2 separate regions of the Homo sapiens genome follow, and region 1 is linked to region 2. Evidence: chromatin loops called from intact Hi-C (ENCODE). Cell type or tissue: dorsolateral prefrontal cortex. All regions are shown on one strand. Each heading gives the region's core, and the rest is flanking DNA. Links, peaks and the distances in the headings are about the cores only. Region 1 holds the start of LOC105369964 (a long non-coding RNA gene). Region 2 overlaps LINC01498 (long intergenic non-protein coding RNA 1498).

Region 1 (12,711 bases), core at 2,135-10,134, 540 kb after region 2:
CATGTGCAGAATATGCAGTTTTGTTACATAGGTATACATGTGCCATGGTGGTTTGCTGCACCTATTGACCTGTCCTCTAAGTTCCCTCCCCTCGCCCCCCATGCCCCAACAGGCCCCGGTGTGTGATGTTTCCCTCCCTGCGTCCATGTGTTCTCAATGTTCAGCTCCCACTTATGAGTAAGAACATGCTGTACTTAGTTTTCTGGTCCTGTGTTAGTTTGCTGAGTATGATGGCTTCCAGCTTCATCTATGTCCCTGCAAAGGACATGATCTCATTCTTTTTATGGCTGCATAGTAATCCACGGTGTATATGTGCCACATTTTCTATATCCAGTCTATCATTGATGGGCATTTGGGTTGGTTCTATGTCTTTACTATTGTAAATAGTGCTGCAATAAATGTATGTGTGCATGTGTCTTTATAGTAGAATGATTTGCATTCTTTGGGGTATATACCCAGTAATGGGATTGCTGGGTGAAATGGTATTTCTGGTTCTAGATCCTTGAGGAATCACTACACTGTCTTCCACAATGGTTGAACTAATTTACATTCCCACCAACAGCATAAAAGCATTCCTATTTCTCCACAGTGTCACCAACATCTATTGTTTCTTGACTTCTTAATAATCACCATTCTGATTGGCATGAGATGGTATCTCCTTGTGGTTTTGATTTGCATTTCCCTAATGATCAGTGGTGTTGAGCTATTTTTTTTTTTTTTTTGAGACAAACTTGCTCTGTTGCCAAGGCTGGAGTGCAGTGGTGTGATCTCAGCTCACCACAACCTCCACCTCCTGGGTTCAAGCGATTCTCCTGCCTCAGCCTCCTGAGTAGCTGGGACTACAGGCACACACCACCATGCCCAGCTAATTTTTGTATTTTTAGTAGAGATGGGGTTTCACTATGTTGGCCAGGGTGGTCTTGAACTCCTGACCTCGTGATTCACCCATCTTGGCATCCCAAAGTGCTGGGATTACAGGCATGAGCCACCACGCCCAGCCCGAGCTTTTTTTCATATGTTTGTTGGCCACATAAATGTCTTATTTTGAGAAGTGTCTGTTCATATCCCTTGCTCACTTTTTGATAGGGTCTTTTCCTTTTTTCTTGTAAATTTGTTTAAGTTTCTTGTAAATTCCGGATATTAGACCTTTGTCAGATGGGTAGATTGGAAAAATTTTCTCCCATTCTGTAGGTTGACTGTTCACTCTGATGATAGTTTCTTTTGCTGTGCAGAAGCTCTTTAGTTTAATTAGATTCCATTTGTCCATTTTGGCTTTTGTTGGAATTGCTTTTGGCATTTTCGTCATGAAGTCTTTGCCCATGCCTATGTCCTAAATGGTATTACCTAGGTTTTCATCTAGGGTTGTTATGGTTTTGGGTTTTACATTTAAGTCTTTAATCCATCTTGAGTTAACTTTTGTACAAGGTATAAGGATGGGGTCCAGTTTCAGTTTTCTGCATATGGCTAGCCAGTTTTCCCAGCACCACTTATTGAATAGAAGATCCTTTCCTCATTGCTTGTTTTTGTCAGGTTTGTCAAAGATCAGATGGTTGTAGATGTGTGCTGTTATTTCTGAGGTCCCTGTTCTGTTCCATTGGTCTATATATCTGTTTTGATACCAGTACCATGCTGTTTTGGTTACTGTAGCCTTGTAGCATAGTTTGAAGTCAGGTAGCATGATGCCTCCAGCTTTGTTCTTTTTACTTAGGATTGTCTTGGCTATATGGGATCTTCCTTGATTCCATATGAAATTTAAAGTAGTTTTTTTTCTAAATCTGTGAAGAACGTCAATGGTAGTTTGATGGGAACAGCATTGAATCTATCTATTTCTTTGGGCATTATGGCCATTTTCATGATATTGATTCTCCTATCCATGAGGATGGAATGTTTTTCCATTTGTTTGTGTCCTCTCTTATTTCCTTCAGCAGTGCTTTGTAGTACTCCTAGAAGAGGTCCTTTACATCTGTTGTTAGCTGTATTCCTAGGTATTTTATTCTCTTTGTGGTAATTGTGAATGGGAGTTCATTCATGATTTGACTCTCTGCTTGTCTATTGTTGGTGTAAAGGAATGCTTGTGATTCTTGCACATTGATTTTGTATCCTGACTTTGCTGAAGTTGCTTATCAGCTTAAGGAGTTTTGGGGCTGTGATGATGGGGTTTTCTAAAATAGAATCATATCATTTTCAAACAAAGACAATTTGACTTCCTCTCTTCCTATTTGAATACAATTTATTTCCTTCTCTTGCCTGATTGCCCTGGCCAGGACTCCTAATACTATGTTGAATAGGAGTGGTAAGGGAGGGCATCCTTGTCTCATACTAGTTTTCAAAGGGAGTGCTTCCAGCTTTTGTCCGTTCAATATGATATTGGCTGTGGGTTTGTCATAAATAGCTCTCATTATTTTGAGATGTGTTCCATCAATACCTAGTTTATTAAGAGTTTTTAACATGAAGCGATGTTGAATTTTATCGAAGGCCTTTTCTGCATCTATTGAGATAATCATGTGGTTTTTGTCTTTGGTTCTGTTTGTGTTATGGATTAGGTTTATTGATTTGCATATGTTTAACCAGCCTTGCATCCTAGGGATGAAGCTGACATGATCATGGAGGATACGTTTTTTGATGTGCTGCTGGATTCAGTTTGCCAGTATTTTACTGAGGATTTTTGCATTGATGTTCATCAGGATATTGGCCTGAAGTTTTCTTTGTTTTGTCTTTGCCAGGTTTTGGTATCAGAATGATGCTGGTTTCATAAAATGAGTTAGGGAGGAGTCCCTCCATTTCAATTGTTTGGAATAGTTTCAGAAGGAATGGCACCAGCTCCTCTTTGTACCTCTGGTAGAATTCAGCTATGAATCCATCTGAAGTCGAATACCTGAATAGACCAATAACAAATTCTGAAATTGAGGCAGTAATTAATAGCCTACCAAGCAATCATCTTTTTCTTTGCATCCTGACTTCCCATTGGTTAATTGTCCCCGTGTTGTGTGGGTATGAGACAGCTGAGTTATGGATGTTCTTTGTTGAGGTTCTGTGAGATATATCAATGCGGTAAGCAGCCACTTCAGTACATAGGTAAGTTATTGCTCATCATCCTGGAGTAGGAGTAACTTCCAGGGATACTGTTTCAGTTCAGCTCTATAGAGAGCTAACTGAAAGGTGCTAACTAACACAAAGCTAACTAACACAAAGGTGCAGGGCCAGATGTAATCCCACGATGGGAACATATCCTGTAGTGCTTGCACCAGAACCACGTGGGAAGTGAAGGAGAAATGAATTTTGAAATCAGTGGCACCAGAGGCTCCATTTTTTGTTCCCATGCTAGGATATATAAAACCACAAGAAGCAGACTTTAATCTGATCAAAGGTGAATCAAAATAGAAGTTCTCTCTATTGGAATATACTTGATAGCACAGTGTATGTAATTATAAATGTGCCAAACAATGAGAGTTATAACAAAACCTTTCCTATCATACCAAAAGCAGAAATTCATAAAGAGGAAGAGATACATTTCAAATAGAATCAAAGACTAGGCACGTAGATTGTTCAATAACCAAATTAATGAAGAAGAATAAAGTTTATCAACATATTGCAGGATTATATAAAGTTCTGATTTAACATAAAATGAAGATAACACAAAACTCTTTACATATTTATATTAGTGACAGATTGATTAATGAGTGTCATTACCTCCAGGAGTATTTAAGTTTAACCAGTTATCTCTGTCTCTCTCGCTCTTTCACACACACACACACACACACACACACACGACCCAAAATCCCCAGAAATCTGACAGTTCACATATGTAAGAATCTTGATATAGGGCTTGCCCAAATTTGACAACAATCCTTAAAATCAACATGACATTACAAATAATTATATGTGACACCAATATTTTTTTCTAAACTGTGATTAATAGAGAACAGATTTCTATCCTTCATGATGGAAGAAAACCTGTAATATACTTTTACTCTTTCTATACCAAATATTATAAAATTAGTGCTATCTGTAGGAGTAATCAAACACTATGAAGGCAAAAAATAAATAAATCAGGAATAAAGCATTACACACAATTATTTTAAATGTTATTTTTTCCAAATTTTGTGATGTCAGTCACATTTCTCAGTTTTCTTAAATTGATGGCTTTTGCAGTTTCTCCTCTAATTCTAAATAACTATTCACTTTTGAACTGAAATTTTACAATTTTTTTTCTTAAAGCAGTCCACAAAACTGTGGCAGTTTTGAACCCTATAAAACATGGATTGACACTTACAGCCAGCCATCAGTTCATCCTGCCCCCATCCACCGTGCCTCATCCAAAGATATAATCTCCTTCACCCCATAGTCTCAGCTGCCCCCAAAGTACTCAATACCTATGTGCCCAATGAACAGCCAAGGCTTTTTAAAAATTATTATTAACAAAAGTGGAGAGGAAGATATTTCTGACATTTTGTTGAGGAAGTTGCGATGAGAGTGGCTTTGAACTTATAACCCTGAGAGCAGCTGATTTTGCTAACCTTTGGGATAAACTTGACCATGAGTACTAAAGAACAAGGCTACAAGTTGGGGATAATTCAGGATTCTCCACACTCATTTTGTATAAGCCTGCTCTAAAGGGCTCTGAAGAGAGGGACCAGGAGGGAGAAAAAGTTGCAAGTGCACCGCGGAGGTGAGAAGCTATGAAAACCACCAGGAGCCCCATCAGCAGGTGTGGCCTGAGAGCTGAGAGTTCATTGACTGGACCCCCTGCTGCCCAAAAGCTCCCTCCTAACTGAGCTGGATGCTAAAGTTATATATGGCACTTAGTAGCAATAAGAATGTGTTGATTGAACAGATAATGCTACCAGTTGAGATATGATTCTTTCGTTCTTGATATCTTATGGTCTTCAAGAATCCTCTACAGTAGTGATGCTAACTTAGGCTCTAGGAAGCCCTGAAATTGTATGTAAAACGTAGGCATGAATGTGTTTTTCTGGGGGAAGTATCTATAGAGTTCGTCATATTCCCTACAGTGTTTAAGGCTCCAAAGAAATCTTGAGTTATGCTCCATCTGTCCATGTCCAGCTAAGGGCACTGCCCCTGCTCCCCAGTCCCCCAGTGCTCAGATGCCAGGGCAGTAGAGGGCTCTGGGGCATACATCAATGGTAACTAAAGAAACAATACTCCTGGAAAAGATAAACCACCAATGATAGGTGGCAGCACTGCAGAACCAGAAGGGACCTTAGGGATGGGCCTGTGTGATTAAGCCAACACACCCAAAAATGGGACCCTTGATAAGACAAGTGGGAGAATCTGTCCTCCACCTTCCCTTTTATAGATGAAAAAGGGTCCCAAGACCAAAGTGCTTATTGTATAGCCTACAGCAGTTCATTCACTGATTCAGCCAACATTAGCTGAGACCCTCCTCTATGGCATGCTCTGTGCTCAGTGCTGGGGACACATGGGCGCTGCCCTTGAGGTTCCCAGGGGAGTGGACACATGACAAACTGCCCATGGAATAGGTCTGTCATATTCATCTCTGTATTCTGCAAGCTTCGCCCAGTAGTAGGAGCTTAATAAATAGCAACTTCTACTGGCATTATTGCAATATTATGTCTCTGGCATTTTAACTTGGACAAAAAGCTTTGTCAAGTCACACCCTGTCCAGGTATTTGCTGTGTAACCCTGAGCAAGTCACATCATCTCCCTGAGATACTATTTCCTCATATGTAGGATGGGAACATACATCATGGGGGCCTGTGGGGGTTACCGGAGCTAATCCGTGAAAAGAGCTCCACAAGTTACAGTGATTGAAGTTTAAATCATTACCGTATGGCAAAGAGCCCTGGTAAGCACTCTGGTCTCCAGTCTGCCTCCTGGGAAAGGGCTGACCAGCTCACCTGTCTCTACCAAACTAGGATCGAAGGAATTAGAAATGGTGGTGCTCAGGTGGGTGCAGAGCAGCATCTAGTGGACTAGAAGGGGAACTGACGAAGTGTCAGAATGGCATTGGGAAGAGAAAGTTTGAAGGCTGGGACAAAGGTTGACAGAGGAGCCAGGAAGGAAGCCTGCATGCTGGATGTCCCCAGCGGGGAGATCAGATGAGGTCCCTTAGAAGTCAACAGGACCTCAAGCCCCCATGTGCTAGCTGAGGGCGTCCCTCTTCTACACCCAAGCCTCCCTGGGTGCTGGGTCTCTGGGTCCTGTGGGCTCAGGGGCCCATATTTCTCAAGTTCTGCTCTGTGTCCAGCTGAGGGCACTGACCCCACTGCCACAGTCCCCAGTGCTCAGATGCCAGGGAGGTAGAGGGCTGTGTGCCAGGGCACAGCCAAGGCATCCTCCACTGCTCTGGGCCACAGGTGGGCAGCTGAGCCCCACATCCCACTAACACCAGGTCCTGGGATTTCTGGCTCTGCCCATTTTTTCTCTCAGCCTCCATTCCAACCACGTGGATCAGCAAGGAGGAGCACCATGCTGTCCCTTCACCTTTGTCCATCCTCCTTTTCTCCCCGTCATCTTCTGCAGAGGAGATCCCAATAGGAGCCCCTCACAGAGTTATGAAGGGCAAATGGGATAACTCAAGTAAAGTGCAAAGCAGGTACACAGTAGTGCTCAAGAAATGGGAGCCACTACTACATCTTCATCATCACCATCAGGACAGGCACACGGTAGTGAGTGCTCAAGAAATGGAAGCTGTTACTGCATCTTCATCATCACCATCAGGATAGGCACACAGCAGTGCTCAAGAAATGGAAGCCAGTACTACCATCTTCATCATCACCAACACGACAGGCACACAGTGAGTGCTCAAGAAATGGAAGCCATTACTGCCATCTTCATCAGCACAATCAACCAGAGAAAGAGCCCACTATGTTTGAGAAAAGCATTTATATGTTGATAAAAATTTCCTTGTTATATTTATCATTTACAGTCAGTAGTAAGAACATTAAAAAGTTAAAATATAGGTGCCAGATGTTAGTTTCATTCCTGTGAATTTATTGAAATAACAGACAAGTAAATACAATTCTATTTGTCAGTGAAAAATATTTTTTAAAATCTTGTCAAGTGTAAATTTTACTAATAGGGTAAGTCCTCACCTAATGTCATTAACAGATTCTTGGAAACTGCAACTTTAAGTGAAACAATGTACTACAACACCGATGTTACCATAGGCTAATGGATATTAACTAGAGTTAAGTTTCTACAGGCATATTTCTGGCCACAAAAACATCACCAAACTTTTTTTTTTTTTTTTTTTGAGATGGAGTCTCGCTCTGTTGCCCAGGCTGGAGTGCAGTGGCGCAATCTTGGCTCACTGCAAGCTCCGTCTCCCGGGTTCACGCCGTTTTCCTGCCTCAGCCTCCCGAGTAGCTGGGACTACAAGCACCTGCCACCACGCCCAGCTAATTTTTTCTATTTTTAGTAGAGACGGTGTTTCACTGTGTTAGCCACGATGGTCTCGATCTCCCGACCTCGTGATCCGCCCCCCTCAGCCTCCCAAAGTGCTGGGATTACAGGCGTGAGCCACCGCGCCCGGCCAAACATCACTAAACTTCTAAATGAAGACCAAAACATTTCTAGTATTAAACATTGAAATAAATGTGAGCTATACATACACTTAAGAAAGATTAATAAAAACAAGTAAGATAATCATTAACCCAGTAATTCCAATTCAGGGTTGCAGGTGGCCACAGCCTATCCTGGCAGCTCAGGGCACAAGGCAATAAACCACACTGGACAGGATGCCATCCCCTCACAGAGCACACTCACACCCACACCCACACTCACTCAGATGGGGCCATTTTATTTATTTTTTTTGAAACAGAGTCCCTCTCTGTCACCCAGGCTGGTGAGCAGTGGCGTGATCACAGCTCACTGCAGTCTTGACCTCCCAGGCTCAGGTGATCCACCCACCTCAGCCTCCCAAGTAGCTGGGACTACAGGGGTGCACCACTACCCCCCGATAATTTTTGTATTCTTTGGAGAGATAGGGTTTCACCATGTTGCCCAGGCTGGTCTTGAACCCTTGGGCTCAAGTGATCCTCCCTCCTTGGTTTCCCAAAGGGCTGGGATTACAGGTGTAAGCCACCACACCTGGCCCAGACTGGGCCCATTTAGACATGCCAATTCACTTGATGTGCACATCCTGGGAATATGAGAGGAAACCAGAGAGCCAGAGAAAACCCATGAACACATGGGGAGAATGTACAGACTGCACCCAGATGATGGCCTTGGCTGGGAATTGATTTTTCTTTTTCTCACCAACATTATAATGAAACATTTTAGTATTATTCCAGGACCTGCTGTACAGTAACTTTAAAGGACTGAAGAGCAGAAAACTGACATTTATTGACTGTCTACTATTTCCAAGAGCTACCATTCCCAGCCACTTTTTAATCATCACCACAACTTTATAAGGCAGGGATTATTAGCCCCGTTGTTGGAGAGAGGCTCAGAGAAGTGAAGTGACTTGTCCAAGGTCACACAGCAAGTGAGATGACCAGAACTTAAACCTAGGTCTGTCTGAGTTCAGCCCTTCACAAATCACCATGCTGCCTCCCTCTCTTCAAAACATAAAGCAAACAAATAAAACAATTCACTATTTGCCTGGGAAATTGTTGGCAAGAGCAAGACAGGATTGGAGGAAAATGTATTCCCAGACATACTGTAAACCTCCTGACTCCACTGGACAACTTCTTTTGGGGCCTGAGAGCAACAGTTGCTGGGATTCCCTTCATCCACCACAGCATCAGGTGTGGGCCAGGGTCTGGTTGCTGAAGGGTCCAGCCAGAGGTCCCAACCATCCCATGTCTGTGCCACCCCTGGTGCAAGGGACAGTAGATTCTCCCAGGCAGGAGCAGAGAACCACTGGGACTAACATGCAGGCACCGGAGAAATGGATTGTGTGTGTGTGTGTGTCTGCTCTGTGTGTGTGTATATATATACACACATATATGTGTATATATACGTATATATACACATATGTATACACACATATATATACACACATATGTATATATACACATATATGTATACATATATGTATATATGTGTGTGTATGTGTGTGTGTGTGTATATATATGTCTGTTTTTCTCCCTCTTTTCCTCCATCCTCTCTCTCTCTCCATTCCTTCTTAGCCCTGTCCCTGACCCTGTCCTTCTGCCTCCCTCTCTATCTTCCTCTCCCTCTCCCTCTTGGTTCTCTCCCTTCTCACTCTCCCCTTGAATTGCTCCCCCATCTCTGCTTCTCTCTCTACTTGCTGCTCCATCTTTCCCAAATGTCCTCCCAGTGTCCAGGGCAGATGTCACCACTCAGTTCCCTAGCTTACATACCCTCACACACCATTCCTGCACAGACAGACCAGCATTCATAAATCCTAAGTCTTAGTTCCCGGGAGAGAAGCAAGAGTGGGCCCAATGCGGGTCAAGGGTCCACCCCAGGTCTTCTCGGCCATGCCAAAAATTCAGCTGCCTCCAGGAGACTCTCCATCACCTTCTCCTTCTTCTCCTCCTTCCCATCACATTCCAATGAACTCCACGACCTGCACAGGATGAAGGCAGGTCAGGACCTGTGTTTTGTCTAGGCTCGAAGCCTGGTTAGGCCCTAGCTCAGTGCGTGGACTATGGAGCCAGACCACATGGGTTCAAATCCCACTTCAGCAACTTACAAGTCGGTGACCTGGGCCAGGGGGTTAATCCTTTGAGTGTCTCAGCTCCTCCATCTGCAAAACAGAGATAAGAATAGTGCCCCCTCCTCAGAGCTGTTGTGAGGATAAAATGCAGATGAGTATATGCGAGGAACTCAAAACAGCGCCCAGCACACAGAAAACCCTGTGTTGTCGATCACCATCATCTTTACATGATGACAGAGGCAGAGCCCAGGCAGCCCCTCAAGAGGCCAGTCAATACCCTCCAGGAACACATGTGCAGTGGAGCAAGTTGGGTTTATTACTCCTTGCAGGGACAAAAAGCATGCACCATGGGGGAACTGTGGGGTGTCAGTTTTAGGTTGGTCATTTGGGGCTAGGTGTCAGTAAGCAGTGGCTCCATAGTGATTGGATGCTGCCACGAACCCACTGGAAGGAAGAAACTCCGGATACATCTGAACATCTGAAGGAACAAACTCCGGACACACCATCTTTAAGAACTGTAACACTCACCACGAGGGTCCGTGGCTTCATTCTAGAAGTCAGCAGACCAAGAACCCACCAGAAGGAACCAATTCCGGACACACCAGGGGCAGATATTACACTATCTAGTTCATGTAGGGGGCAATGTCTCCTCATGCAGCAGGAAATGGGGAATGATGGAGGCCCGTTCCAGGACATGCTAGGAAATTCCCAAGGAAGTGGGGGCTATGCCCAGGGAGGTTGCATAATCTTGAGCAAATCACTTACACATACATCTTCGCCCATTCTCCAAGCAAGCTTTGCTTTACAGGACCCCTGGCAGCCATTTTTCCTAGCAGCCTTAAACAGAGGAAATTCCAGCTCAGAAAACTCAAATTTCAATTTTTGAACATGAAAATAGCAGGAAGGACCTGGAAGGCCACTTACAGCAGCCCAAAGAGTGAGGAAGTTAGATGCTGCCTGGAGGACTTCCCAGCCCTCTCCTCAGCCCAAGGAGAAGAGGATAAATCCCTCTCTGCCCCACACTGTCTCCTTCCCTGTCAGCAGAGGAAAGCCTGCTGGAGAAAGAATGGAAGGTGCCCCTTACAGGGCTGGGCAGAAGCAGAGAGGATTTATTCCAAGGGGTAGCCTCGTCCTGCAGAAATGGAGCCCTCCAGGGATCTGGATAGACTCCTGGGGACAGGCTAGTGCCTTCTTAGAGTGCAGCCTTTAACCCTAGGGGGACTGGGAGGAGGAAGTGCAAGACGCCTGGCAGGTTCTGCGCTTCCAGGATGAGCTGCTTCCAAACCATGAAAACATATCATCATTTGAAAGGGATGTGGGGCTTCAAGGCTTGTAGATGGAATACATATGACAACCATAACATAAAGAGCCACATGAATGTATATGACTGTTAGGCTTTCACATATTACTCGAGTTGGTAAGATACACCTCTTATTAGACTGAAAAGTGTGGCATAAATATTCTAATCCCCAGAACAACCACCTAAAAATAATTCCATACACATTCAAGACAAAATGGATAAAATGAAAAGTCCTATGTCAAGGAGATAAGACTAATGCAACCAAAACCATCTACATACAGGTTATGGGTGAATAAACATCCACCCAGAAGTTTTCATTTCTCTTGGGCAAATACATGGAACAGGATTGCTGGGTTATAAGGGAAGCATGTCTCTCTCCACCTGTCCTCCCCACCACAAGAGACCCCGTCAGAATCTGTTTAGCCCTTGAGGGGCTCTTCCCAATTCCGCTGGAGAAAGGGCAGGACATCTCGAGGGTGCTGACCCCAAAGCTGCCACCTGATGGCGCAGCAGTTCTCGCCCTCCTAGCCCAAGGGATCCCCGTCCTACGCCGTCCCCTGTCAGCGCTGGGGCCCCAGTGCGGGAGGGCCAGCTGCATTTCCCCATGAGCCTGTCTCCCTCATACCAAACACCCTCCACCGGCAGCTGCCCCCTGTGCACATTCCTAGGGTGATCTCTGCCCCCTCCCTTTCCTCCCCGGTGCGCCTTCCTTGCGGGTTCCATGAGCATGCGCGCCCATTCTTGGCTCACACATTCCAAAGGTGCATCCCAGCAACAGGCCCAACAGTGCAGGATGAGCCTTTGGCTGAGTTGGCAGCCAAGGAGAACTCGCCAACCTCGCTGTGCTGCCAAGACCTGACTTGACACTACTGCTCCCCTTTGCCCGTTACCCGTGAAAGCTTTGCTCCACAGCGCCCCCTGCAGGGGGCTGGCAGGGCAGCTGGCTGCCTGCCCTTGGCCCGTTCCTTGGCTGCCCCGGCTTCTGCACTTACCCTTGGTCCTGGACCAACTCCAAGAATTCAGTGACTTTACACTGGCTTTTCTTAGAGCCTCTTGGAGACAACATCCTAAGATACTGCAGACCCTGTGTTTTGTTTTTGGTTTTGAAGGCCCTCTGAGGGCCCTCAAATGGACCCTGAGGAAATGGATACCTGAGCAGGACAAGGACCTTGGAGTCACAGAGGTTCTCGATAATTAGAGAAAGGGGCCTGATGATACTGGGGGTGCACAGATCACATTTAGGTCCTTGAGGGTCAATGGAGGCCTCTCTTCTGTCGTGCCCAAGTCTGGGCCTCTGCAGAGAGACCTCCATGCCCAGAAATCAGAAGTCAGATTGAACAAGAAATCCCAGCCTTTCTAGGTGAGCTCCTGCCCCCAAAATGCTGTCTCCAGCTCACACAGCACCACAGGAGGTTTCCCGCCACTGAAGAGGAGGAGGGGGCCAGCCTCATTCCTCTCCCGGCTGCCCCTCCGGAGCTCAAAGACAGTGAGTGAGGAGGGACCCTGGTCTCCCTCTTTGGCTACAGAGGTTTCCCAGAGGAAGATCTGGAGTGAAAAGGCAGCAGATGCAACACAAGGGCAGAAACTCACCTCCAAGAATGGCTCCCTCGCATCCACAGTACTGGCCCCTTCGATGCAAGTTTCCTCTGCTGCCATGCAGGCGAGGGGAGCCTCTGACGCTGTACCTCCCTCCCAGCTGGGGTTCCGACTCACGGCTGAAGACCTGGACCTGGAGAAGGAAACAGTGCTGCTATGCATCAAAAGTGCATTGTGGGGTGAGGCCAAGGCCATCCGGGACTGG
Region 2 (12,711 bases), core at 2,618-10,617:
TGCCAGGTCCCCACTCACCTTGTTAGAGGCCCTGGCTGTTCTGAATATGCCATAGCCAGACTCAATGGGGGCCCACGCTGAGCTACAAACAACACTGGCTGTGGTGTGTTGATGGAGGGGTGAGACTGGCCTCAGGGCCTGCTGACTGTTCCTTGGGTGTCTGGGGCCCGGGCATGGATGTTACCTTAAGGAGCACACACCGGTCTCCCTTCTTCCACACCACCCCATCCTCCCTGCCTTTCTTCTCAGAGACTCATTGAGCACCTACTTTATTCCATGTGCTTGAACAAAGTAAACCTGGCCTCTGCCCTGATGGTGTGTGCCTCATAGTCTGGGAAGATAGACAATCAACAAATAAGCAGAAAGGTGAGCAAGATGATTCCTGATGGTGGTAAGGCCTCTCCAAAGAAGCGACATCTGAGTTGAGAGGAAAGGAGAAGGAGCTGGCTGTGCAGACACCTGGAGCCCATTTCCACAGTGAGTGGGAATGGCAATTGCAAAGGCTGTGGAAAGCAGGAGAGAGCTGGGAGTTTTGGTGTTTTTGTTGTTGCTGTTTTGGGACAGGGTCTCACTCTGTCACCCAAACTGGAGTGCAGTGGCACAGTCAGCTCACTGGAACCTCGAACTCCTGAGCTCAGGTGATCCTCCCACCTCAGCCTTCTGAGTAGCTGGGCCACAGATGCATGCCACCACACCTGGCTCATTAAAAAAATTTTTTTTAGAGATGGGATGGGGTCTTGTTATGTTGCTCAGGCTGCTCTTGAACTCCTGGCCTCAAGCGATTCTCCCGCCTTGGCCTCACAAAGTGCTGGGATCATAGCTGTGTCCAGCCCAGAGTCTTAAGTTTCACAGGGACAGAAAGAGGAACAGGGTAAGTGAAGGAGAGGGGTTGCTGCAGGAGATGAGTTTGGAAGCGTGAAGAGATCGTGTCCTGCCTCATCGACCAGGGTGAGAAATGGAGGTTTTATTTTAAGTGCAGCCAGAAGTCATTTGCTAGAGGCTCCAAGCTGGGGAGAAAGACACGATCCAGTTTATATTTTAAGAGGAAGGCTCCAGCTGCTACATGCAAAGACCTGTGGAGGGGCAAGATGGGAGCTGGGAAGGCAGAGAGGAGGTGGCTGCAGGAACCCTGGTGCCTTGGACAGAGGTGACCGGAGTAGAAAGGAAAAAATGAATTCTCAATACAGTTTGAAGGAAGAGCCAACAGGACTTGCTGACAGATTGAATTGGACTGGGTTAAGGGTGACAGATTTGAACTTGTCTGTTTCAATTTAGGCCTGATTCTATTTTCATATTAACCTTCTTGTGATGATTAATAGGATTGCTCCTTGGGATTCTGGAGGGCAGGTGGAACGAACTGCAATGGAGACTCACTCCTTCCTCAACTCACAATAAAGGGATGTCAGAGAGCTGGGTTGTAGCCCTGTCTCTGCTACCAACTTGATGAGTGGTGTCGGCTAAATCACACCCCCCCTCCGCGCCCCATCCTGGCTCCAGTGTCCTCACTGTGAAATGTGCATGGTCTTGGTGTCTTCGCAGAGGGAAGGGCTGAGGAGGGCTGGACTTGATGTACCATAAATGTTCAGAGAGTAGAAAGCAGTGACAAAGAAGTGCATGTGGTAGGGTTGTATTGGGAAGGGTCTCTTTGCCGCCTAATAATTCCCCTCCCCTCTCTCTCCTCCTTTCCCCTCCCCTCCCTTCCTCTGTCTTTCCCTTCCCTTCCTCTCCTCCCCTCCCCTCCCCTCCCCTTTCCTACCCTCCCCTTCCTTCCCCTCCTCTGCTCTCTCCCTGCCTTTCTTCCCCCACCTTGGTTCTGAGGACCCTTCTCTCCTGTGCCAGATGGTGCCGACACAGAGCCAAGGATGAAAGCACGCAGATGCATTCTGCCCAATCCTGATCCCTGGTCTCTGAGAAGTGATGAGACTGGGGCTGGGGAAAAAGGAGGTTGATTTGGAAGACCGTTCTGAGCAGGGAAGGATGGTGTGGAGGCCTTTGGGAAGTGGGAGGGGAATGGGGAGGGCTTCCATCGTGATCACAGAGGAGAAGGGCCAGGGACTGAGCAGTGAGCTGCCCTGGAGGGCACCTGGCTTCTGACCCATCATTTGTGAACAAACCACCATCCAACCATCCTGCCAACTCTCCACCCCATGAAGAGAAGGGGAGGGGCTTGGACACCTTATAGGGAGAGGGAGAGAAAGGGTAATCTTGTTCCCTAACCAGTGGGGAACTGATCAGGACCACTGGAAATTTTCCCATGAGCTGGGGCAGAAAGGGACCCTCTGTCACTGTTAGATGTCTATACCCAGCTGTCCCACCTGGGGAGTCTTTTCTTTAGACATCCATGAAAGTACAGTGATGTCCAAGGATGTTTAGTGAGTCTCCTCAAATAGGATGTTAGGAGACATCCTATCAGTCTGAGACTTGTTGATTAAATTACATTATAGCCATACTGTGGAATATCACACAGCTATTAAAAAGGACAATCTCAATCTCTGTGTCACCCTGAAGGGAGATTCTTAATACACAATGAAGTGAAAAAGATGAGTTGTAGAATCATGTGTATAGTTTCTCTCTCTCTCTCTCTCTATATATATATATGTATATGTATATATATATGTATATATACGTATATATATATATATATATTTTGGTAAGTAAAAAAAGACATAGAGGGCCAGGTGTAGTGGCTCATGCCTGTAGTCCTAGCACTTTGGGAGGCTGAGGTGGACAGATCACTTGAGCCCAGGAGTTTGAGATCAGCTTGGGCACCATGATGAAACCCCGTTTCTACAAAAAATACAAAAATTAACCAGTTTCATAATCAAGTCTCAAAATAAATAAATAGATGAACATTTTTTTAAAAAAGCATAGAGAAGGGAACTCTACAACAATCTATTAACATTGCTAACTACAAGGGGTTGGAGTTAGAATGGAGTGGGAGAGATTATTGATTTTTTACTTTACTTTGTTGTTTAGCATATTGCAATGCATGCGTTACTTCCATAATTAAGAAAATCTAATACACATTTTTATAAAAATTCAAGGTGTCCTCAGATATGTTCAAGCCCAAAAGAATCTTATACCTGGACCCCCCAGTCCCTAGCCCCTGGTAAGTATTTGCAAAAAATGTTGGATGAATGATGAAATGAGGAAGAATGAAATGTTTAGCTCAATATCTCATTTCTTGGATGGTTTGTAAAGCTTTCAATAAAACAGGAGCCTTGAGGCAGTTGGTCATTAATGAATAACTCATCATCAGAGGTCTGGATTGAATATTAAAGCAGTCCCAGCAGTCAACCGTGCCCCTTGTTAAACATGGTCCCTGCTGCAACTAGTCTAGGTCCAGGCTCATATTCTAGCTGACAGCTTGGAGAGGAGTGATAGTCATATTTCCTCACGTAACCATCCTCATTTTTAGGGTTGACAGTTCTGCTGCTGCAATGACAGGGAGGTGGGTGGGTGAGTCCTTTGGGTGTTGCTGGGATGTTAAGTCCTGGGGTTGTGACTGGGGAGAGTGATGTCACCCTTGATAATTTCTGTAGACTCAGGCAGAGCGGCTCACTAAGATAAAAACCTCTTATAAGTAGGTTTTTCTTTCTTTTTAGTAAACAGGTTGCTCATCACTCTTCGACAGCTCTGACCCCTTGGCTGCAGAGTGGGTGCTGGGTGTTGGGAGAGGGGCATGCATGGAGGTCCTTCTTATCCCATGTCTCATCTGATTTTTCTTCAGTCTCCTCCTCCTCACTTTCAGAGCAGAGAGTCCTTATGCGCCACTGGGACTCCCCATGCCCTTCCCTGTCTGTCCGTGTCTTGCTGAGCCAGGCAGACTCCTCGCTTTCCAAAGTGACAGTTCATTTTCAGATTCCCTGTTCACGTTTCCATTTTGCAAGTGACAGAGACCAGTGTGTTATTCCTCTTAAGTAGTGTAGCAGGAGCCTCTGGGAAGGAAACGTTTAGCCAAATGACTGACTCTAACGGAGAATTTTCAGGTATTTTGGTAGACCAAGGGATAGAATAATTTAGGGATAGAATAATTTAGGAATAGGTTGAAGTTCCTGTTGCTAAATGACATTCCCCACCCTCCACTCCCCCGACTTTTTTTTTTTTGGAGACAGAGTCTCACTCTGTCACCCAGGCTGGAGTGCAGTGGTATGATCAGGGTTTACTGTAGGCTTGACCTCCCGGGCTCAGGTCATCCTCCCACCTCAGCCTCCCAGGTAGCTGGGACCACAGATGTGCACCATCATGCCTGGCTATTTTTTTTTTTTTTTGTATTTTTTTGTAGAGACAGGGTCTCACCATGTTGCCCAGGCTGGTCTTGAACTTCTGGGCTCAAGCGATCTCCCCAGTTTGGCCCCCCAGAGTGCTGGGATTACAGGTGTGAGCCACCATGCCCGACCCATTTTCCCCCTTTTTATAAAAGCGATAAGTGTTCAATTCATACCACTTGCAAAACGCAGAAAGACACAGAAAATTGAACAGCACATTCCTCCATAATCCCTTTAGTCAAGATGACTCATCGCAACAGATACACACACAGTGTAAATATATATTTACAAAAAATATACTTTGTATATTCTTCTGTAGCCAGTTCTTTTCACTTAGCAATATCTTGTGAGTATAGTCCCATAACTATAAATATTCATCTATACTGTGAGTTTTTTTCCAGTTGGAAAAATTTCAAACAACGCAAAACATAAAAAACAATTAAGATCTCTATTATTGCCATCCTCAGGGATAACCATTATCACTTTAAAAATATTCTCTTGCCTTTTTTTCTATGCGTATGCACACTAGAATCTAATCCCTATACAGATGCTCCTCAATTTACAATATGGATGTGACCCCATTGTGAATCAAGGAATGTACTGAATGCCTATTGCTTTCTCACCATCATAAAATGAAAAAATCAAAGCATCATAAGCTGGGGACTGTCTGCAGTGTCCTGGCTTGCTTTACCTACCCTTGTGTCCTCAGCACCTTGAAGAAGGTCTGGCATGTAGCAGATGCTTGGTAAATATTGTTAAATGAATGCAAAATTATAAATGCATATTTAGTAGGGTTCCTGGAGTAGAATCTGCTTCTACGTTTTTCCCCCAAAGCTTGTAAAACCCTCATTTAAAATGTTACATGTATTTTCTGTTTTCTGGGAAGGGGACTGGAGTTTACCTTTGAGCAGGACCATCCCTTGATTCTGGGTGTGAGCACTTGGTGAGAAGAAAATAAGCAAAATAACTATCCACGGTTCTTGGGGATGCCCTGAAAGCTCAAATACTGAAGCTGCAGATGGAGCAGTTAAGTATTCTAAAGGGAACCTAAAGCAAACTGTGTTTGTTGGTAGAACATGCCCCTGCAGGGTTGGAGCAAAATCTGTTTCTAAACTTAGAGTTTGGCTGCCCCAGGCCTGAACGCACTTGTTTGCTCTTGGGAGACAGGGTGTGCATTCTCATCCAAGCATTTGCTTGCTGGAGTTGAGGATTGAGGACCAGATGGTGGCAGAAGGGATATGCAGGCTTGCTCTTGCTCTCACCTGAGGCTGGAGAGAAGTGCCACGTCTGGTAAGGAGTACCCTGGTCTCCAAGGTTGGTCTCCCTTCCAGTAGTAATGTACCAAATCCAATGAGCAGACTTGGACTTGCCCTCCTGGCCTATGTGGTTGTCTTGTTTGGACTACAGGGTGATGGTGGGATGTCCTTTGGAGGAGAGATGTTCCCATGTTTCTCCAGGGGGTATTGTGGGTCTACTAGACAGGAAGGCTTATTCCCCACTTCTCTTGGTTCAGATGAGCTGGGTGGGAACTTGGAGGTGTGGCAATTTTCCCAGAACATCCTCCGTGCAGGGTGAGTGTTTACGCAGGAAGTTCCAAGTAAAGCGCTTGGATGTTGAGTCTTAGCAACCACTCTTAGCAATAATTTTAAATTAATCTTCACGGTACTATATCTCTCCTCTTATTCTGTTGTCTGTAGTAGCACCCGACAGGCTGAGGATCTATCAACATTTTAAATGCAAATATCCTTTACCCCAGAATTATCACTTCTAGGAATCTCATCTAAAGAAATACTAGTGTGATGGACAAAGAAGCATGTAGCAATGTTCTTTGCAACTTGTGTGCAATAGCATAAAACTGGAAATAAGCAAAGTACTGGACAAGTGGGGACTGTTAGATAAAGCTTGGCATATCTGCACTAGAGTGAGGCCGATCTATGCACACAGACATGGAAGCTTCTCTGACACATATGGCTGAGAATAGAGAACAATCCTATTCATACAAGAAAAAAATCAGTGCCAAAATCTATGTATGTAAATGCACAGAAAAATTCTACAAGTGTGCCCACTTAATAAATGGAGCTGCCTCTAGGGAGGGCAGTGGAATTATATGTGTGGAGTATATATGAATAATGATGGTGGTAATTAAGATGTGACATTTGTTGAGTGCCCACTCTGGGCCAGGCACTGTTGAGGGGCTTTACGTGAATTTACTTGCTCAATGCTAATAATGACCCTATGAGTTGTGATTATAATCCCCATGTTACAGATGAGGAAATAAAGGCATGACTCCAGGGGGTGCTCTATACAAGGAATACAATAGGAATTGTGGCCCTAGAATTGTTCAGCGCAGTGGGACCGTAAAGACATGAGGCAAACGTGCCTGATTTAAGTAAAAGGTGGAGTCAGACCTTGAACTATTACACTCAATTGCCTCTATTTTCCCCTCCTTTAAAGCCAGTTTTTACAGTGGGATTGTTTTTATGTATTATATGTGTGAAACAAATAACTACATCCTGGTCTCACTTGGATATTTGTAAGGGCCTGTATCCCCATGTGGGTGAATGTGAGCCATCCTGCCTTCTGGGCTGGGGGTGGGAGCCGCCCCAGCAGACCACAGCAATGGCACAGCAGGATGTCAACACCAGAAGGACCCGTGGGCACATTCCTGAGCTCAGGTAAAAGGATTCCTGCGGAAACCTCAGAAATAGCTGGGGCTAATTCCAAGCCATTAGGCTGCTGTGGGCTTGCACCTTAATAATTTAGGAGTGACAAGAACTTCTTCAAGGAGTAAAAGACTATTATATAATCACACACATCTCAGGCTAAGGCCTGGGACATGAGGGATTATATAATAATGCTCTATATGGAACAAAAATAGGATTATATTTTGCATTGTGCATGTGAACTGATTTTGTATTCAATATGTCATAAATGCTCGGCAGCCTTTGAAAAAAGATAAGGTAGGTACTAGCTGTCTCCTATGTGCATTGTTGGCCATCCTGCAGGTAGACTGTAATTTGCTTCTCTAATCCCCTAGGGGGCACCAATGTTACTTTCTGAATCTAAACAATGTTGCAGGGACATCCTTGGCCTCCAGTGGCTTCAGTGTGTCTGACTTTCCCAAGGAGCCTGTAAACATGTAGATCCTGGGCTCACCCTGTGTAATAACTACTGCTTAATAACGAATTACCCCCAAACCTAGCAGCTTGAAACAATGACTATTCATTTGTCTCACAGAGGTTTTGAGAGTCAGGAATTAGGGAGTGTCCTAGCTGGTTGCTTCTGGCTTGAGGTCTCTCAGGAGTCAAGATGTGGTTCAGACTCAACTGGGGCGGGAGGATCCATTTCCAAGGCAGCTCTCTCACAAGATCTGTGCTGGCTGTTGGCAGAATCCAGCTCCTGGACCTGCAGAATTCTCTATAGGGTTGCTTGAGTGTCCTCATGACATGGCGGCTGACTTTCCCCCACAAAGAGTGACCCAAGAGAAAGCAAGACAAGGCTTTTATGACTTAACCTCAGACGGCGCTCTGTCATTTCTGCAATATGCCATTGCATTAGTTACAGAGGCCAGGCCTGTTCAAGGTGGGAGGAGACTATAACAAGGTGGGTGTGAATACCAGGGACACAGCGGGAGGCCGGAATCACTGGGAGTCATCTTAGGAGATTTCACAGGTGTGAGTGGAATGCAGGGATCCCACCCTCCCCCCTACTTTTTTTTTTTTTCAGAGACGATGTCTTGCTCTGTTGCCCAGGCTGGAGTGCAGTGGTGTGATTATCGCTCACTGCAGACTTGAACTGAGGCTGGATGCCACAGCTTAGGAGATTCTGATTTTGCAGGTGTTGAGTGGAATGCAGAGGTCCTGTCCCACCCACACCCCTTGCCCAGCTAATGCCCCCCTAACTTTTTTTTTTTTTTTTTGAGATGGAGTCTCACTCCATTGCCCAGGCTAGAGTGCAATGGCGCGATCTCAGCTCATTGTAACCTCCGCTTCCTGCGTTCAAGCGATCCTCCTGCCTCAGCCTCCCGAGTGGCTGGGATTACAGGTGTGTGCCACCACGCTGGCTAATTTTTGTATTTTTAGTAGAGACAGGGGTTTCACCATGTTGGCTAGGCTGGTCTTGAACTCCCGACCTCAGGTGATCTGTCTGCCTTGGCCTCCCAAAGTGCTGGGATTGGAGGTGTGAACCACAGCCTAATGCCCCTTGTTAACAGGTGCCCAGGGTAATCTGTTGTGGGCACTCCGAGCATATATTTCAGAAGATATCTGTATGTCTATGATTGTTCACATCTCTGATTATTTTTTTTAGGGTAAATGTCCAGAAGTGGATTTTCTAGGTGAAGGGGACACCCTAGCATAATGCTATTGGTATCTTCTATCACTCCGTTCTCTAGAGAGGGGACCTCAGGCTACACTCTGGATATGGAGCCTTGAAATGCCCTTCAACCACACTGAGTTGACTATGGCAATCCTGTTAGCCTGTTTTTAGGATGTGGGTTGGACAGGAAGAGGTGACTAGAATGACAGGGCAGAATATATTTTGCGTTTCTTGCCTGACATCAGCAAAGCACTGAGGTTGGTGGCAGCGGTGAAGTTGTCAACCAGAAAAATGCATTAGCTCAGCACAGATTTACTAACTCAGTCTTCAGTTCCTCTTTAAGAGGGGCTGCAAATGGGCTCCTGAAATTTGCTTGCCCTGGGATGTGGGAGCGAGGGGACAGGAATGCCACTGGTATCTTTGGTTTGTGTATACAGTAGAAGACTTTGAACAATCCCGAAAAAAACTCATTGGTCTATAAATGGACATTTACAGAAAAGACCCTGGGCAGACTTCACTTTGGAGTCACACAGATGGAGAGTTTGGGTCCCAGCTCCTCCTTGTTTGATTAGGAGAACTTGGGTGTTACTTGGTTCTCTGAGCCTCGGTTTCTTAGTCTATATAATGGAGGTAATTATTACAATGTGTGTGTATAACTTTGAGATGAAAAAAGAGTAAAAAACCCAAATAATCACATTGGGGGTCATTTTGAAAATCAAATGATAGCTGGGGATCCTGCAGGGGCATCAGTTGTGTGTGGCCCTTCTGCTGGTATCATCTATCTGATGTATTGAGCTAGCTTTCCCGACCTCTGACTTAATGTGGTGTAGATTAACCCCATTCCTGGCTCCCTGGGTAGGCGATTTTGTTATAGGAAAGGGGTCCCAATAGAGACCCCAAGAGAGGGTTCTTGGATCTCGCGTAAGAAAGAATTCAGAGTGAGTCCATAGATTAAAGTGAAAGCAAGTTTATTAGGAAAGTAAAGGAATAAAAGAATGGCTGCTCCGTAGACAGAGCAGCCCTGAGGGCTGCTGGTTGCCCATTTTTATGGTTGTTTCTTGATGATATGCTAATCAAGGGGTGGATTATTCTTGTCTCCCCTTTTTAGACTATATAGGGTAACTGCCTGTGGTTGCCATGCCATTTGTAAACTGCCATTTGGGGCTTTCACAGTGGGAGTGTAGCAGTGAGGACGACCAGAGGTCACTCTCGTCGCCATCTTGGTTTCAGAGGGTTATAGCTGGCTTCTTTACTGCAACCTGGTTTATCAGCAATGTCTTTAAGACCTGTATCTTGTGCCGACCTCCTATCTCATCCTGTGACTAAGAATGCTTTAACCATCTGGGAATGCAGCTCAGTAGGTCTCAGCCTCATTTTACCCAGGTCCTATTTAAGATGGAGTTGCTCTGGTTCACACGCCCCTGAAGATTTTAGCTTTGGCCAGTCAGAGGACTTATTGCATCCCAAGCCACAACAAGGTTCAGGGAAGGCACATGACTCCTGCCCATCCAATCAGAGTGAATTCCAGGACTTGTGAGAGATATCCTGATAAAGAGGCATTCTTCTTCTGCTGAGGGTCTGAGCTAGTGGGATGTAAGCCAGGAGCTGCTGTCATTTATTTTGTTATGCTGGGGGAAACACGTACCTGAGAGTGAAGCCAACAGAGACAAAAAAGAGAGAAGAACCAAATCTTGATTCTGTCTTTTTAGCACCTGGATCAAGCTGCACCTGAACTTTCAAGTTATACCAGCCAGTAAATCCCCCTTTAGGCTTAAATCAGTTTGATTTGAGTTTCTGAAACTTTCAGTCTTGCATAGTAACAAATGAGGTAAAATTTGGGGCTATGTGAAAGCCCTAAATAGCAGCAAATTATCTGTGTTAAATTTCCATGCATTTGTTACCTTTGCTGGGGATGAGGCAAGGTTATATTTTCCTGGGTCACTCTCTCATCCCCTTGGGAAAAGGAACTACTTGTGTTCATTTTGAAAAGCCAGACATTTGGCCACTCCTAGAGACATAACATAAACTCTGTTTCTCAAAGCATGAGTGTGTCTCTAGAATGGAATATCTTCTCTGCTTACTGCTTACACTCTTCAGAAATTAACGTGTCTCTTTGTAATTCACAGAAAAAATACCCCAACAAAACCCTGAATGAATAGAATTTATAGTTTTGGCTTTTTCTTTCATCCTTTTCTCATCAGATCATTGGCTCTTGCTACTAGCTTATATTACAATTTGATATGATAGTTGATTTAGCACAAAATTTTATGTGACAGGATAATTCATTGCAACACCATTAATTTGTGTTTTGTTTTGTTACAGGAAAAGACTCAGAATGGATGGAAGTTGTTTATAAATTCTCCTCTGCTGCATACTGTTAAGAAGGGGAAAGAGGAGTGCTGGGTAGGTGGACATGCAATGTCTGCTACAAGTGGTACTCAATAAATGTTTCTTTTACTCTTTCCTCTTCTGTCTTGTTAGAACATTGCAAAATACTAGAAGAGCAGTTATCTGCAGGCAGAAGAATTCTCCCAGGGTCCATCAAAACCTACTCCATAGCCAATGACCTAAATATGAAGCCTGTGGATTCACATCAGACAGAGGACTGGTAGATGAGAGCTTTCGGGGCTGCTGCAGGAGTGCATAGGCTCTGACTCCATTACCCATCACAGAATGTTACCATTCAAAGATCAGTGATGTACATCCTAGATAATACTGGCAGCCAGGAGCTGCAGAGCCCAGTTCCAAGAAGGCACTCTGTAATCTCAGGGAACTTGAACCATTCTGTTTGCCCTTCAGCTTGCAGCCCTTGGCTTATGGCTCAAAAGATAGGGAGATGAGTGACTTTGAGGAGTGGGGAAGAGGCACAAACAATGAGTGAGGAGGGAGATCCCTCAACACCAGTGGGGTAGGAGATCGGCAGATGCCTCAATCCACTCTCTCATGGGATCCTGGGGAGGTGGCTGGACCCCCACTGGTGGTCAGGATGGGGAGGTGTGGAATGGCTGGGGTATGCTGAAAGAAGCTGGACCCTGGGTACTGGGCCCCCCAGCCTCCACAAAGATTCCTGTGGCCAAACTTAATGGATTCTGCAGAGTTGGATTATAAACTCACCAGTAAGGTCATGGGGAACTGAAGTCCAGACCTTATCCTTTGTTTCCTGGCCCCAAGTTAAACCTCTCAGATTCTAATGTGACCTTAGGGAGGTCGAAGGACCACCTCAAAACAGGGAGATTGATTTCTTGCCAACTCCATAGGTTGGGGGCTCAGAGTTGATTGGAAAATGAGCATGGCATTTATTACACATTTCCTTTTGCAGGTGATGTTTTATAAGCATAACTATTATTTATTAGATGTTTACTAGTGCCACACACTGTGCTGAGTATGTTAACTTGCAGTATTGACTTTACCCTTCAAAGCAACCCCAAGATATTAGATATTATTTGCTACAAGTAATTTACATTTTGTAGATGAGGAAGCTTGAGTCTTAGAGAGATTAGCTTGCTTGCTGTAGCATATGTTGTTGATGCCCCTTCAAGCCCCACTCCTACACCCTTGGGTTTTACCATTTCCGAGGCCACGGGCAGAACTTCCATCTCCTAGCATTGGCAGCACTTTGCCCAAGGGCTCTCTTTGGCCACCAGATCCCCCATACATAATAGGCCAGAAGTGCAAGGGGGTTAATGCCTCTGGCAGCATCCCTTAAATAATAACATATGGGAGTTGGAGTATTAATACCCCAGTTCCCTTGCTGCTTGGATGAGTTACCATTGAGGCAGTGTTTAACATTGGTTCTCCAGCAGAATTCATCTCCAGTGACAGCTTCCTTGATACACACCCTTTATTTGTTCCTCCTCTTCCCCACTCCCCTGTGGTGCTTCCTGAGGTCACTTTCTAAATCAACTATGTGCACTTGAACCCTTGTCTTAAAGTAAGTTTCTGAAGGATCTTCAACTAAGACACTTGCCCATGGTAAGTTGCAGAGCTGGGATCTAAATCCTGTTCTGCCTATCTCTAATTCCTGTGCACTTAGTCTTTGCGCTAGAAGTTTCTTTTAAGCATGATATACCAGCATTTTGAGTGTCTGCAAGGACTCCATGATGTACAAGTTCTCTGCCACTTGGCA

What was found. A loop is a pair of places that touch in the nucleus more often than their neighbours do. Peaks named below come from ENCODE experiments on the same cell type or tissue, not always from the same donor. Only the 100,000 strongest peaks of a DNase experiment are listed, where the experiment ranks them.
Region 1: it touches region 2 in a loop (5-fold over the local background); 11 of 110 quality-filtered maps call a loop at or near these places.

Annotation. Positions count from the first base shown.
Region 1 is chr12:107,911,623-107,924,333 of GRCh38, reverse strand. It overlaps LOC105369964 (a long non-coding RNA gene), which reads right to left and starts at 11,583. Exons shown (of 4, transcript XR_945320.2): 1 at 10,376-11,583; 2 at 9,647-9,700; 3 at 9,312-9,520; 4 at 8,046-8,543. In dorsolateral prefrontal cortex, for the core only: a CTCF peak has its summit at 5,943; a DNase peak (open chromatin) is centred at 5,936; H3K27me3 peaks cover 3,554 bases.
Region 2 is chr12:108,452,028-108,464,738 of GRCh38, reverse strand. LINC01498 (long intergenic non-protein coding RNA 1498) reads left to right here. Exons shown (of 4, transcript NR_120483.1): 3 at 3,045-3,109; 4 at 5,155-5,314. Among named protein-coding and RNA genes, the nearest start is that of LINC01498, 15 kb to the left of the region's middle. In dorsolateral prefrontal cortex, for the core only: a CTCF peak has its summit at 7,295 (motif pointing right); no DNase peak of the experiment used is centred there; H3K27ac peaks cover 2,120 bases; H3K27me3 peaks cover 861 bases.